Linked DNA regions of Homo sapiens: all the other regions are linked to region 2. The links are chromatin contacts, found by Hi-C or POLR2A ChIA-PET in ENCODE. All regions are on one chromosome and are shown on one strand. Each heading gives the region's core, a stretch centred on a gene start or an enhancer-like site at or near the end of the contact. The rest is flanking DNA. Distances are from core to core; before and after follow the strand shown.

Region 1 (4,339 bases), core at 331-2,830, 240 kb before region 2:
AGTCTTACGTGGCAACAAGCAAGAGAGAATGACAGCCAAGTGAAAGGGGAAACCCCTTATAAAACCATCAGATCTCATGAGACTTACTACCACGAGAACAGTATGGGGGAAACCGCCTCCATGATTCAATTATCTCCCACCAGGTCCCTCCCACAACACATGGGAATTATGGGAGCTACAATTCAAGATGAGATTTGGGTGGGGGCGCAGCCAAACCATATCAAAAGCTGAATAGGGTTGTCCTTAACATGTCTTCACCAGAGGTTGCAACCATAAGCAAGAGAATGGCAGCTGGGAGCATAGAGGAGGAGGAGGAGGATTTTGCCGTGAATTTTTATCTGTGAGTGCTCTTCTATGGAGGAGAGGCGCTGCCTCTGTAAAAGAAAGAAGCCCCCTCAGGAAGCTGTGGGTGGGGTCCAGGCCACAGGCCTATCTAAAGAAGGTGTGATGCACCCAGGACTCAGTCCCAACCCACTGTGTGCCATGCACTGGGACAGTGATGGAGGAGGTAATGACAGGGTCTCACGCACTGAATAGGCATCATTGGGGGGTGGCACATTCTGTGCCTAGTGGAATTCAATCCATGCAGCAACCGTGTGAGATAGCAAAATCTCTGTGTTGTAGAGAAGAAAAGTAAGGTTTGGCGAGGTAAGTCGTAAAGCCAGGATTCCAGCTCAGGTGTGTCTGACATGAGGGTCTGTGCTCCCAGCATCAGAGTACATTGTCATCCTGAGGAATGGGCAAGGCCCCTGCCCAGGAGGAGCTCAGAGTCTGGGGGATGGTGACACCCAAGTCCATCTGGCTCCAGGTGGGGGGTGAGTTAGCACAGATGGGAGAAGGACAGGAAAGATACCTGGCAGGGCTGTGGGATTTGCTGGAGCCATGGCCACTACATACCCATGGAATCCTGTTAAGGCCAATGGGACCATCCGTTTCTGGCTCTAATGTTTTTCTACACGAGGAAACAGGAAACTGTTCTTAGTTTGTTCAGGACAAGCAGAGAATCCCGTATGAAAGACAAAATACTGCATTTGAAGCTTTGAAATGTGCTTAGAAGACTATATAGGATGGTGGTAGGAACCCTGGATTGGGCTGGCCCCAGAATTGACCTTGAGGAAGGCATCTCACCCCTCCAGCCCCAGGTTTCTGTTCTGTAAAAAGCGACTCAAGGCTCTTGAAGTTTCCCCACCAAATCAAAAAATCTGTGTATTATTTAGAAAAACAGAAGTCACCTCAGTTATTTTGACAGAGAATTTAGTATAGGAAACTAGTCAAGCAGGTATTGGAAGCCTAAAAAACACAAAAAGGAGACATACACGTCCCACGGAGAGAACATACAGGAAGCAGCTTCCTCACAGGGTCAGGGGCAAAGCAAAGAGAGCATGTTGTTAAAATCCACAGGCAGATAGGGCAGGGCTCCACCGCGTTGAGGTCAGACCTTTGAAAAGGGAGCTCTTCCCAGCTGGTGCCTGTGCCTCAGGAAGCCAGAGGGGGAGGCTCGCAGTGCTAGGCTCAGATCACCAGGGAGGGGTTGCCGGTGTCTCAGTAGAGGCTGTGATTTGGCCACTTCTTTCCTGTGGGGGGAAGAATGAAATTGAAACAAACTGCAGCTAGCAAGTGAAGAGCTGTTGCTAAGACAACATTGAGAGAAACTGGAAGCAAAAGGAATGAGCAAGTCCTTATGTGTCTTGACCCACCTACACACATGCATATATATGCATGTATGCATGTATGAACGTACATGTATGTGTGTATACACGCACACTGAGCAAGAAGAAAGATAGGCAAATATGCCTCCCTACTGCAGGCCCCCCTGGAACTGAAGCTGGCCACAGAGCACTGTTGGTGTTTGAAACTACCTTCTTCCATAACCATTCCATGTTGGCTTTGCTCTCAGGCAGACCTCAGGTTGTTGGGATTCTTTACCTGAAGGACAATCCAAACTTTCATTCCTGTAGATGCTGAGTCCTCACAAGCCCTTTTTTTCAATGCCATCATTTACCATTAACTTATTTTTGGATGTGGACAAAATTAAAGGCACCCCAAAGAGTCCCCTAGATTTCAGACATCATTTATTGGCCCCCATTATGTAGCAACAACTCATTCAGTCACCCAGCCAATAGAGTAACGACTTTCTTTGCATTGATTCACCTAGCTCAGAAGCCCAAAATGGCCAAGTCTCAGCTCCAGGTTCAGCGAAATCACTGTGCTGCCTTTTGGGAAGCTCCCTGGGGAAGTAAGAACTACAAAACAGAAAAGCGCTAAGGTGTGGAGCAGGGGAGGTATAGATTCTTGGTTACGAGGTATGGGGCAGGGGCAGGTACAGATTCTTGGTTACAAGGCTTCATAGTGACAAGAGCTCCTCATATGCCCACCTCTTGTTTCCCAGACCATGTGTTCCGGCCATGGGATCATCATATGGCAGACCATATGGCAGTTGCTGATTCAAATCCCAAACTCCATCTGTAAGGTAGAACTCCGACCTTTCAGGGAGCTGTCTCCCTGCTGGCATACTAACTGAGTCTTCACTAGGCAGGACCACAGCACTATCAAGCCAGCTGCTTCTGGGTCAGTGGGATGTGGAGTAAGTGAAATCCTTGTGCATGATCTCATTGCTTTAAAATTGAAATTCTTCATCAGAAGTAACACTGTGTAGAATACCACAGCGATGAATAAGGCACTCTTTAAGTCCACGATAGTGGCTTTTGGCAGCAGCATTGCAGACAGGGAAAGCAAATCTGAATCCAGGGCACACCTATTCCAGTGAGGGAAAATTATTTTCCTTTATGAAGGGGTCCAGCTGGCCAACAGGAATCTGGCTGGCCCTCCCCAGGAATGCACCACAGGGGAGGCTGTCAGAAGATCACTCCAACAAAGCAGTGGTGGCCTCCAGGCTGGCCTTGGCAAGAGGAAATTCATGTCGTGTTCATTCACAGCCTCCATCCCTGTAATCATGGTCCTGGGCGCATTGAATAAACATCAGGATGGCTGGTGGGAGGGTCAGCTAGCATCACAGAGCATGCTTTCTTGTCCACCTGAGTCTCAAGAGCCTCCTCTGCACAGGGAGCTCCTGGTGAGCATAAACATGCCACCCAAATATTTCCAGTCTCTCTACACCTTCTGAGCGATCCATCCACATACATCCTACTCCACCTTCCCGTACATACATCTGTTACCATGCTTCCTTGTCACCAACCTTGGAATCCTGTTCTTTCCAAGTTCCTGAGCATCTAGTCAAATTGTTTTCACCTGCCCATGAATCAGTGTAAATCATGGTTTTTCAATAGTGGCACTATTGAAATTTGGGGACAGATCATTCTTTTCTGTAGGGAACAGTCCTGTGTGCATTGTAAGATGTTCAGCAGCATCACTAGCTGACTGTGGTGGTTAGTTTTACGTGTCAACTTGACTGGGTTAAGGGATGCCCAGCTAGCTGGTAAGCCATTATCTCTGGGTGTGTGTGAGGGTGTTTACAGAAGAAGTTAGCATTTGAATCCATAGACTGAGTAAAGATGGCTCTCAGCAATGTGGGTGGGCCTCATCCAAATCGTTAAGGGCCCACATAGAACAAAAAGGCCCCTAGAGGAAGGTTGAGTTTACACTCTCTGCTTGAACTGAAACATCAATCTTCTCCTGCCCTTCTGCTGGCTCTCCAGCCCTCAGACTGAGACCAGACTTACACCATTGGCCTCCTTGGTTCTCAGAGCTTTGGGTTCAGACTGATGCTACATCAGGGGCTTTCCTGGGCCTCCAGCTTGCAGGTGCAGCTCATGGGACTTCTTGGCCTCCACAATCACGTAACCAAACCCCTCATAATAAATCTGTTGTTTTTGTGTATCTCTCTATATTCCATTGGTTATGCTTCTCTGGAGAACCATGACTAATATACTGACCTCCACTCACTGGATGCCAGTAGCACCCCCACCTAGTTATGGCAATCGAAAATGTCTCCAGACATTGCCAAATGTCCCTGGGGACTGGAACTGGAGAGCACCCACTGCTGAGAATCACTAGTGTAGGTTAATTCTTCTGGCTGTCTTTCGGTCCAGAAAAGCGAGAGCCATTTGTTCTGTTCAAGCGCCATCCACTGGGACAATTTCCCTTCCCTGCCATCTTCCAAGGACACTCCAGAATTCCCAGGGCCCACTCTCAGCTGGTACCCACTATCCCAGATAACCATCTGAAGGCTGGTCTCAGCCATTTGGTCACGGGAGTTTCTGTGAGCCACAGACAGATTGAGAGAGGAGTCAACACAAGCAGGAGTGCATGTCACAGGGGTCTCAGCCACCTGTTCACACACTGACACGTGCCTTCTGGATTTTCTCCAACCCATCCTCTC
Region 2 (4,337 bases), core at 1,838-4,337:
CTGCCACAGCTTGGCAGGAGTTCCTGCAGAAGAGAGAAAAGCCCCGCTGGCTTCTCACACCCAGGATGTCTGCCTCTAGTTGCCCACTGGATGGAAACGTCTTCCATTTCTTAAAGACTCAAACTCCCCAGAGTCTCCTGGTCCCCCTGATGCTGACTGCCCTCAGTCCTGCACCCGCATCCCATTCTCCAAAGAGCTCACAATGGCAGCCAGCAACTGGCAGGGCTGCCTCTTCCTTTCCTCATTAATTTTGTATTTTTAGAAAAGTGATGCACACATGTAGTATACAGTCCAAACAATTATGCAGCATTCTCTCCCTGGCGCTCTCATTCCAGAGTCCAGAGGCCACCACTTTTCTTCTTTAAATCTGCTTCTGAAAACATAAGGAAATATGGCTATTTTTATTTATTATATCTTGACATTATTTGCTGACTTTCTACCACAATAGTGGTGATTCGACACTTGCTTTCCACTGTATTCCCACTTTCCTCCCCCACCCATCATCCCAATATATCTTTAGATCATAATTTTGGGTTAATAATCAGTGTTTACATTACTAGGACTATCAAATTGTGTTAATTGCAGAGCCCAATAGTGTGCAATGAACTTGTTCCTTTCTCATTATCCACTCCTGCCGCCTGCCCCAGAGGAAAATGCTTCCTTCTATCATTCACTTAGTTGTCAATGTCCTTAAGGCTAACTCTCCCCCAAATACTTCCATATTTCTGCCAAACACCTATCAACAACTGCTTCAAACTCTAACACATCCCATAGGCTGGCAGTTCCGCCTTCCCTGGAGGCCTTCTTCCCAGGGCCCTCTGACTTCCTGTTCTGTTGCTACAAACTGCCACCTTGGGGTCTCTCTTGGTCTCCCCGTTGGGCTAGGTCCTGCTTCCTGCACCCCAGGTCCTCCTGTCTCTTGGTTTACTTGATTGTTTGGGTGGGACGCATCCTCCACTATCTCCTGAGGAAGGATACACAGAAGGCAAAGGTTTTAAAGATGTTGTATGCCTAGAAATGCAGTTATACTATTTTATACTTGAAAAATAATTTGGAAAGATATAGAAATTTAGGTGGAAAATGATTTTCCATCAAAGTTTCAAAGGCATTATTCTATTGTCACCTGTCTTCCAGTGCTGCCATCGTGAAGTCTAATGACATTTCATCCTTAAATCTTTGTGTGTATTGTTCTTCTCCCCTGCAACCTCCAGCTTGCGAGGCTTTCTCTTCATCCTGAATGCTTTCAGATTGTATGGTGACATGCCTTGGTGTAGAATTCTAAAATGGTGGTCCTTAACAGGCTCTTTCCGTTCAGAGGCTCCCATCCTTCACTTGGTAATTTTCTTGTATTATTTATTTGAAAATGTCTCCCCCTTGTATCTGGTCTCACCTTTTGTAACTCTAATTAGTGGAACCCCAAATCATCTGATTGACATGCTAGTTGTCTTTGGTGTCTTATTGTCAATCTTTTTGTCTTTTTTCTAGCAATTTTCTTGACTCCACCTTCTATCTTATTTATTAAATGTCCTCTTTCTTGTGCTTTGATGATCCCTTTCTCCTAGAATGCCAATCTTTTTTTTGTGTGTGTGTGTCTGTGGTCTTGCTCTGTTGCCCAGTTTGGAGTGCAGTGGCGTGATCTCAGCTCACTGCAACCTCCACCTCCTGGGTTCAAGTGATTCTCCTGTCTCAGCCTCCCGAGTAGCTGGACTACAGGCATGCGCCACCATGCCCAGCTAATTTTTGTATTTTAAGTAGAGACAGGGTTTCACCATGTTGGCCAGGCTGGTCTCGAACTCCTGACCTCTGGTGATCTGCCCGCCTCAGCCTCCCAAAGTGTTGGGATTACAGGTGTGAGCCACCACACCCAGCCTAGAATGCCATTCTTGTTTCCTGGATGCAATCTCCTCTATCAGCTCCCAAGAATGTGACTGACAGGGGCTTCATGTTGAGCTTTGCTCTGCCCCTTCCCTCTGCTTCCTCTGAGTGCCTCTTCCCTATGTGTTGCTGGTTGTGCTCCATGTTGGCTGCTTCACTCCTGTGTTCAGTGACCGTGGGCAGTTGGTTCATCTCCAAGGGCACAGCCCTGAAGAGCTCACTGAAGACTTCTTGCTGGCAGGGGATGGTTATAGACTGGTGGCTATAGCAGATTCTTTGTTGGGCAACCCTTACCTGCAAACATGTTTAGGTCTCCTCTCTAGGAACATATGTCCTGCCTGGTACTTGTAGGTCATGCTGCCAACTTCCTGGGAGTAGAGTCGGGAGGGGGTCTTGGGGATCTCCTCAGTGTAGGTGAAGTCTTTCTTCTTATACCTCGACCCCTTTTTAGTCCAGAACCCCACCCCTGCCTTCTGCTGTCCTTCAGCCCCTGAGCCTAGAGCCTCCTTTCTACAATTTCCCCAAAGAACAAACTTCCAGGCTTGTCTGAGGCATGCTGTGGAAGGAACCTGGGATCTCAATGGCTTCCCAGACAGAGTGCTGATCAAGCCCCCTGGTTTGGCCTCCACTGCCCCTGCCCCATGGCCTCTGTAGTGCCAGCTGTCTCCACTTGCCCAGGCTTCTGGGTGGGACCAAATGAATGGCCTTGATTATTAGCAGCATCGTCCCTCCTTGCCTTCACCTGTCCTTGGGTCCTAGCTTTGTCCCATCTGTTCCCCTCACTCACATCTCAGTCTACCTATCAAGAAAATGGGGATAACAGTGGTTCCCATCTCCTGGGATTGCTGTGAAGAAGAAATGAGCTCAGGGTGGTGTCATCATCACCAAGATGGAAATAACCTGGGCAGCCCCTCGGGCAAGCTCTGTCCCCAGTGTGTGTTCTGTTCTGCTCACACAGACCCAGAAAGAGGAGCCAGCCAGGTGACAGTATGAAACACACATGTTGAGTGTGCAGAGCCGGGAACTCTGTTCCTTGCACGTGCTCCAGGCCCTGCCAATGGTGCATGACCAGTCACCAGCCAAGCATGGCGCTGAGAACGTATGTGGCCTCCCTGAGGCTTTGCTCAGTCCCCTCCCTCCACACCCACAGAAAGAGGTGTGCACACATGCAAAATAGCAATAATAATAGTATGAGATGGCAGCTGAGACCTGTGCAGCTGATGACAGTTTGAAAGAAGGATGAGCAGGCTCTCTGCCATCTGCCCACCAACTTTTCAAGTTACTTTTACCCACCTTCAAAATTACATCTGCTTTTAGCAAGAATTACTGATGTGATAAAGATGGGAGTGTTCACCATGCAAGGGCAGGTAAGTTGCTCTGTGCCACTGGGGGTTTAACCCTTAAAAGGAGAGGGGTCTCCCTTCAGCTGCTGCAGGATCCTGGTAGAAGGGGGCACAGATGACATGAAAACCCAGGGAGCCATGCCTGCTGCTGGGATCCGGGCTCACCCACCTCGTGCCCCTACCCAAAACTGTCGGGACACGAAGCCTTGCCGGGAGCCTCGAATGCCCAGGGGCTTGGCCAGGCCACAGACTGTGCGGGGAATGTGTGCACACTGCCCACTTTATCCCATGGCTGTGCCCGCCATAGGTTATGCAGCAGCAGTGGGCACGCGCAATTCAGTTGAATTCAGGGAAGCCAGCAAGTGCTAGGGAATTTCGATGGATGACCTAAGCATGGTCAGGTGTCTATTTAGAAAAATATACACGGCCAGGCGCGGTGGCTCATGCCTGTAATCCCAGCACTTTGGGAGGCCGAGGTGGGTGGATCACAAGGTCAAGAGATCTAGACCATCCTGGGCAACATGGTGAAACCCCGTCTCTACTAAAAATACAAAAATTAGCTGGGTTTGGTGGCGCACGTGTGTAATCCCAGCTACTCATGAGGCTGAGAAAGGAGAATCGCTTGAACCCGGGAGGCAGAGGTTGCAGTGAGCTGAGATGGCACCACTGCACTCCAGCCTAGTGACAGAGCGAGACTCCGTCTCAAAAAAAAAAAAAAGAAAAGAAAAATATACACTTAGGAGGGCGAGGCAGGCAGATCACTTGAGGTCAGGAGTTCGAGACCAGCCTGGCCAACATGGTGAAACCCTGCCTGTCTCTACTAAATATACAAAAATTAGCTGGGTGTGGTGGCGCACACCTGTAGTTCCAGCTACTCAGGAGGCTGAGGCAGGAGAATCGCTTGAACCCGGGAGACGGAGGGTCCAGTGAGCAAAGATTGCACCGCTGCACTCCAGCCTGGGCAACAGAGCAAGACTCTGTATCCAAAAAAACAAAAACAAAAACAAAACAAAAAAACAAAAAAGCAAAACAAAAAAAAAAAACCACTTAATGTACATGATGTGGTAGAAGAAAAGCACTTATTAGTGAGAATTGCCGCCTCCTCCTAAGAAGAGTGTC
Region 3 (4,895 bases), core at 8-2,507, 210 kb before region 2:
AGTCACCTGTGAGGGCCTCCAGTGACCAGCATTCCAAGATCCTCTCCCCAGCCAGCAGCCACTACTGGCAGTGACTATGTGGAAGCTCCCAGTGCCCTTGGTGGGTATGAAACTGCTGGGGTCCATCTCTAACCTGGCCCAGTCTTTGCAGGGAAGGATGATAAATGGCCACTTGTCGCGCCCGTGCCCACACTTCATGAAAGTGTCCAGGGGATGGTCAGTCCACCTCAGATCGCCCTGGCAGTCAGGGCTGGCATTCCACACGTCTGGGGGGCAGCCTGAACTTTGAACACCCCACCCTCAGGGGTTACCTAGCTGACCCTGCAGCAGGGATCTAAGCCTGTGAGGATGGCAGCGAGTCCCTGAAGCCTGGTGACCTGAGCTCCGGAGCTCCGAGAGGATGGCTGGCTAGATATTTAGTTCTCTCTCCTATCTGTGGTAATGACTAGCAAAAGGGGGCTGGTCGGGTTCTTTCCAGGAAGGTAACATTGTCACACAGCATAGAGTAAAGGGACCCCACAACCTGCTGGGCAGTGCAGTAGCCCCAGGCCACACCTCTGTGAATGGAGCTTCCTGGTCTGGGACCCCAACTGGGGCGAGCGAGGGGTGAAGTGAGCAGTGCACAGCACATGGCATTCCCACATCCTGCACCCTCCCACCCACCCTTGCCTCACTCATGCCGGGCCCTGGGGGTGGGATGAACTGAGAGCCAGAAGTCCCACGTGAATGCAAAGCACTTCCACCCTGCTCACCTCCTACCACACCAAGTGCTGTGGTAAACACGCTCTCCCAGAGATGGGCCGAGCCACGGGCTGGGCATGGATTCTCACCATCATCTGCATTTAGAGGATACCAGGACACAGAGGGGCTGAGGGGCCCGGCTGCCACATGCACTCACATCCTCGGAGGCGTCACCCTGAGTTCCTCCTACTGGGACCCCAGAAACAAGTCATCCCCTAAGAAACCCCAGAGTCCCAGAGTGGTGCCTAGCTGCCTGGCCCTGTTCAGCTCTCACAGGTCCTGCCTACGATGGTGGAGGTGCTCCCTCCTTCCCTCCCTCCCTCCCTCCCTCCCTTTTTCCCCCGCCCTCCTTTCCTTCCTTATGGGCCAAGTGCATGTGCCTGCTCCACTGGGTGGAGCAGAGTGATCAGGACCCAAATTAAGGGACTCCTGGGGCCCTGCAGACATGACTCCTCCCGGCTCAGTGTTTGCCAAACTTAGACTATGATCCACTAAGGTTTGGACATAAGCTCAGTGGGCGGCGATTCCTAGAAAATAGGAGTGTATCACACGTAGGGTGAGTGTTTCATGAAAATGGCATAAGTTATACACATACATGAATAAATGTACATACATCTGTACATGCATGAATACAGCAACTATGAATGTATACTTTAATTTTCTGTAGAGATGGGGGATGAGTGTAGGGTGAATGTGTCTCGCATAAGGGTGAGTGTTTTTGTGAAATTGGTGCCAGTTTTAGATATCTGTACACGCCTGTGCATACACATGCATGTGGGGGTGCCGTGGAGATTGCATCATCTCCTGTGGGTCACAGCCAAAGACGTCTGAGCAACTCTCTTTTATTCTGTTTACTTCAAGAGAAAGAAAAAGTAACAAGCCAAAAGCCCCTGGGCTTCTCAGGAAACAGGCTGAGGGACACTTTCAGCACAGGATCGGAAGGTCTGGGGGTGGAGACACATCCTTTGCCCGCCACAGACACTGGAGGGCGTGTCGACATTGCCTGCAGATGTCCAGGAAAGAGCTTGGACCCTAGGGGGCGGAAAACCGTGGGTCTGTGACCTTGACAAGCTCTCCAGCCTCCCGGATCACCTTCCTTGTCTTCCTTGTCTTCTTTGTCACCTGTAAAAGATCGAGAGCCTCTTGAGGCCGTTTTGAGATTAAACACACCACCTGCGAAGGGTCCTAAGCATGACCCTAGCGAGACCCTTCTCCTAGTCATTCTCACAACCAAAGGTTTTCAGCTTGAAGAGAAAGCCCGAGCTGTCCCCAGTGTCCCTTACTGTGACAAAGGCCCCTCGGAACAGCCCCGCCCCCACAGCCTACAACACATTGAAAGGACAAAACATAGACAAAACTTAAAAGAAGTAAAAACACACACGTTGCACCCGCCCCGTCCCTTAGCGTGCATAAGATATACACAGGAAGGAAGTGGCCAGGGTGATTCAAGGAGGCTGAGCTGCGACGGCTCAAGGAAAGGAATATTTCTGACAAGTCCGCCTTGACTGTGGTTTTGAACATGATTTCAGCCCTAGTTTTGGCCAGTCCCCCGGCCCCCGCCAGCACTTGTGTCTGCAGTCTAGACACAGCAGCAAAGGGGGACACCCATGCAGGAAGGCGCCCAGTGGGCTGCCCCATGGCCTTGGGGTTGGAACCAGGGCAGGATGAGCAAAAGCTGCTGCGCGCCGGCATTGACGGGGGGCTGTGGCTGGGGCAGGGAGGCGTGGGCTGCTGCCCAATCCACAGGGCTGAGGATGAAGGGGAGCTCCAAGAAGCCTGCTTCCCAGTATTTTCCCAGCTACTGACTCACAAACAAACCTGTTTTTGATTTCTGCTCTTAACCCGCTTCAGGCCCTAGCAGGTCCAGCCCCGTGGAACCAGGGAGCTCCAGACACGTCATTCTCAAACTCAAAAGTCCCTTCCACGCCCCTGAGATAGCAAAGACCCAGTTCCAAGCCTCTCCCACCTCCATCCACAGCCTCTCCTGCTTTCCAAGCCTTTCCACACCCCAACTCTGGCTCAACTGGGGGCAAGCACCTGATTCGAACCTCCCTTGGGGGGTACTGTTGGTTCCCGGCCCTTCTTCCCAGTCCTCTATAAAAGGCCTGCCCATCCCCAGAGCCAGCTCAATGCCACCTCCTCTGTGCACCTTCCTGGCTCTCCAACTGGCAAGTCTCTCTCCTGCTGCCACTGATCCTGCATTTTACTGTGTGGGCAGCTGTATGTCCAGCTGTGTGCAGCTGTGTGAACCTGAGCAAGTCACTTACCTCTCTGAGCCTCATTTCCCCATCCGTAGAATGGGGATATTGAGAGTTGTCTGCTGAGATGAAGTAACGGACGCGAAGCAACGAGCCTGGCACACAGTCTTGGCACCAGCATTGTACCACCAGTGGCAATGATGGCAGGCCTCTTACCCTCCACTAGGTGGGAATCTCTCTGGGGTAGGACTTGGCTGTTCTCTCTCCATCTTCTCTTAGTTCTAAAAAGATTTCCTACATCTGGCAGGTGCTCAAAAAAGAAATGTGAGGGGTGGTGTCTCCTGGTGGTCTGGGGCCAGAAGATTCTTCACATGGCGAGGGCAGATAAGACCCTGAGCTAGGCAAACCACACCTTTTGCAGGAGGGGCAAGAGCGGCTGTGGGGCAGCTGTGGCCTCGGCTGCCAGGGACTGGCGTGGGACTGATGTCCCTTGCATGGAGCCTGAGTGGCCAGTCAGTGTCAGCCCACACAGGGGCACCACTGCTTCCAGACCAAGGGCTCAGGGAGACCTCACAGGGCTGGGCTCTCAGGGCAGAGGTATCTTTGAGATGACATTCCCTGGGGCCCACAAAGGTGCCATAGTCTGAGCCCACAGGCTGGACGGGCATCCTAGCCCATAGCCTTCAGTAGAACGGGAGGTGGGAAACAGGTGAGTTCTTCAACAGTCCTGGCTCACTGCCCTGATCGCATGTACAGGGTGCAGAGCACACAGGGACTGGGGAAGGGGGGGACCCTGGTGGAAGAGAGTGGACTCCCTGAGAGAAGGGAACACAGCTGACAGCCCAGGGAGACCAAGGTGGCTAGGGTTTTTAGGACAGAGGACCTAAACAGAGAGAGCTGGCAAAACACAGCCCTGGACATCTGCAAAGGGACTCCTCGGTTATTCACCTCATGTGTGTGGAGAAACTGCCTGGGGCCAGGGAAAAGCCACCGCATGGAAGTAAAGAACAGCAGCTGGAGCTCCCAGGGGGCTCCCACCAGCCAGAACGCATAACTCCTGATTCACTGGCCATTGGGCACAGTACTCAGTGGGTAGCCTAAACTCAGCCCTGGACTAAGCACTGCTCCACGCCCACCTAACAAATCATAAAAGCAAGACCCAACAAGATCAAACAGTTTCTCAGTAGCTTCATTGTATCTCAGAAAAAAAGCTCAAGATTATTTATGTGTTTATTTTTCTGCTTTGTTTTGAGGCAGAGTCTCGCTCTGTCGCCCAGGCTGGAGTGCAGTGGGCGCTGGAATCAGGCATGTGCCACCATTCCAGCTAATTTTTGTATTTTTAGTAGAGATGGGGTTTCACCATGTTGGCCAGGCTGGTCTTGAACTCCTGGCCTCAAGTTATCCGCCTGCCTCGGCCTCCCAAAGTGTTGGGATTACAGGCATGAGCTACCGCACCCAGCCTAAGATTATTTATAATAATACAAAAATATCCAGCATCCAGCATGGTAAAATTCACAATATCCAGCTTCAAATGGAAATGACCAGGCCAGGTGCAGTGGCTCATGCCTGTAATGCCAGCACTTTGGGAAGTTAAGGCAAGAGGATCGCTTGAGTCCAGGAGTTCAAGACTAGCCTGGGCAACAAAGCAAGGCCCCATCTCTACAAAAAAAATTAAAAGTTAGCTGGGTGTGGTGGTGCATGCCTATAGTCCCAGCTACTCAGGAAGCTGAGGCAGGGGGATATCTTGAGCCCAGGAGACTGAGGCTCCAGTGAGCGGTGATCACACCACTGCACTCCAGCCTGGGCAACGGAGTAAGACCTTATTTTAAAAAAAAAAAAAAGGAAAGAAAGAGAGAACAAGAAAGAAAGCAAGAAAAGGGAGGAATCAAGAAAAGGGAGGGAGGGAGGGAGGGAAGGAGACAGAGAAAGAAAATGACCAGGTATAGGAGAAGGTGT

Evidence for each region. A loop is a pair of places that touch in the nucleus more often than their neighbours do. ChIA-PET counts read pairs that join two places held with the same protein, here RNA polymerase II (POLR2A). Pooled maps may share reads with other maps.
Region 1: a loop to region 2 is called in a pooled map, with 5 times the contacts of the local background. The contact joins the enhancer-like site here to the promoter of LINC03034 in region 2. A Hi-C loop is called at or near these places in 52 of 168 maps with a recorded cell type or tissue (B cell, CD14-positive monocyte, CD4-positive, alpha-beta T cell and 40 more), 37 of 37 single-sample maps with no recorded cell type and 37 of 50 pooled maps. POLR2A ChIA-PET finds 5 or more read pairs at or near these places in 12 of 52 experiments (B cell, CD4-positive, alpha-beta T cell, CD4-positive, alpha-beta memory T cell and 9 more).
Region 3: a loop to region 2 is called in a map of GM12878, with 3 times the contacts of the local background. The contact joins the enhancer-like site here to the promoter of LINC03034 in region 2. A Hi-C loop is called at or near these places in 53 of 168 maps with a recorded cell type or tissue (B cell, CD14-positive monocyte, CD4-positive, alpha-beta memory T cell and 35 more), 37 of 37 single-sample maps with no recorded cell type and 41 of 50 pooled maps. POLR2A ChIA-PET finds 5 or more read pairs at or near these places in 20 of 52 experiments (A549, B cell, CD4-positive, alpha-beta T cell and 16 more).

Annotation. Positions count from the first base shown.
Region 1 is chr15:31,470,337-31,474,675 of GRCh38, reverse strand. No RefSeq gene overlaps it. Among named protein-coding and RNA genes, the nearest start is that of KLF13, 150 kb to the right of the region's middle. Within about 2 kb of position 1,580, at least 16 of the 41 ENCODE cell types and tissues checked have a DNase peak (open chromatin) inside an H3K27ac peak, as active enhancers do; they include B cell, CD14-positive monocyte, CD4-positive, alpha-beta T cell and 7 more, where a contact is called at or near this core.
Region 2 is chr15:31,229,612-31,233,948 of GRCh38, reverse strand. It overlaps LINC03034 (long intergenic non-protein coding RNA 3034), which reads left to right and starts at 3,087. Exons shown (of 4, transcript NR_171016.1): 1 at 3,087-3,242.
Region 3 is chr15:31,432,338-31,437,232 of GRCh38, reverse strand. It overlaps a transcript of KLF13 not described here. Among named protein-coding and RNA genes, the nearest start is that of KLF13, 110 kb to the right of the region's middle. RefSeq lists an enhancer at 1,866-2,385. Within about 2 kb of position 1,257, at least 34 of the 41 ENCODE cell types and tissues checked have a DNase peak (open chromatin) inside an H3K27ac peak, as active enhancers do; they include B cell, CD14-positive monocyte, CD4-positive, alpha-beta T cell and 17 more, where a contact is called at or near this core.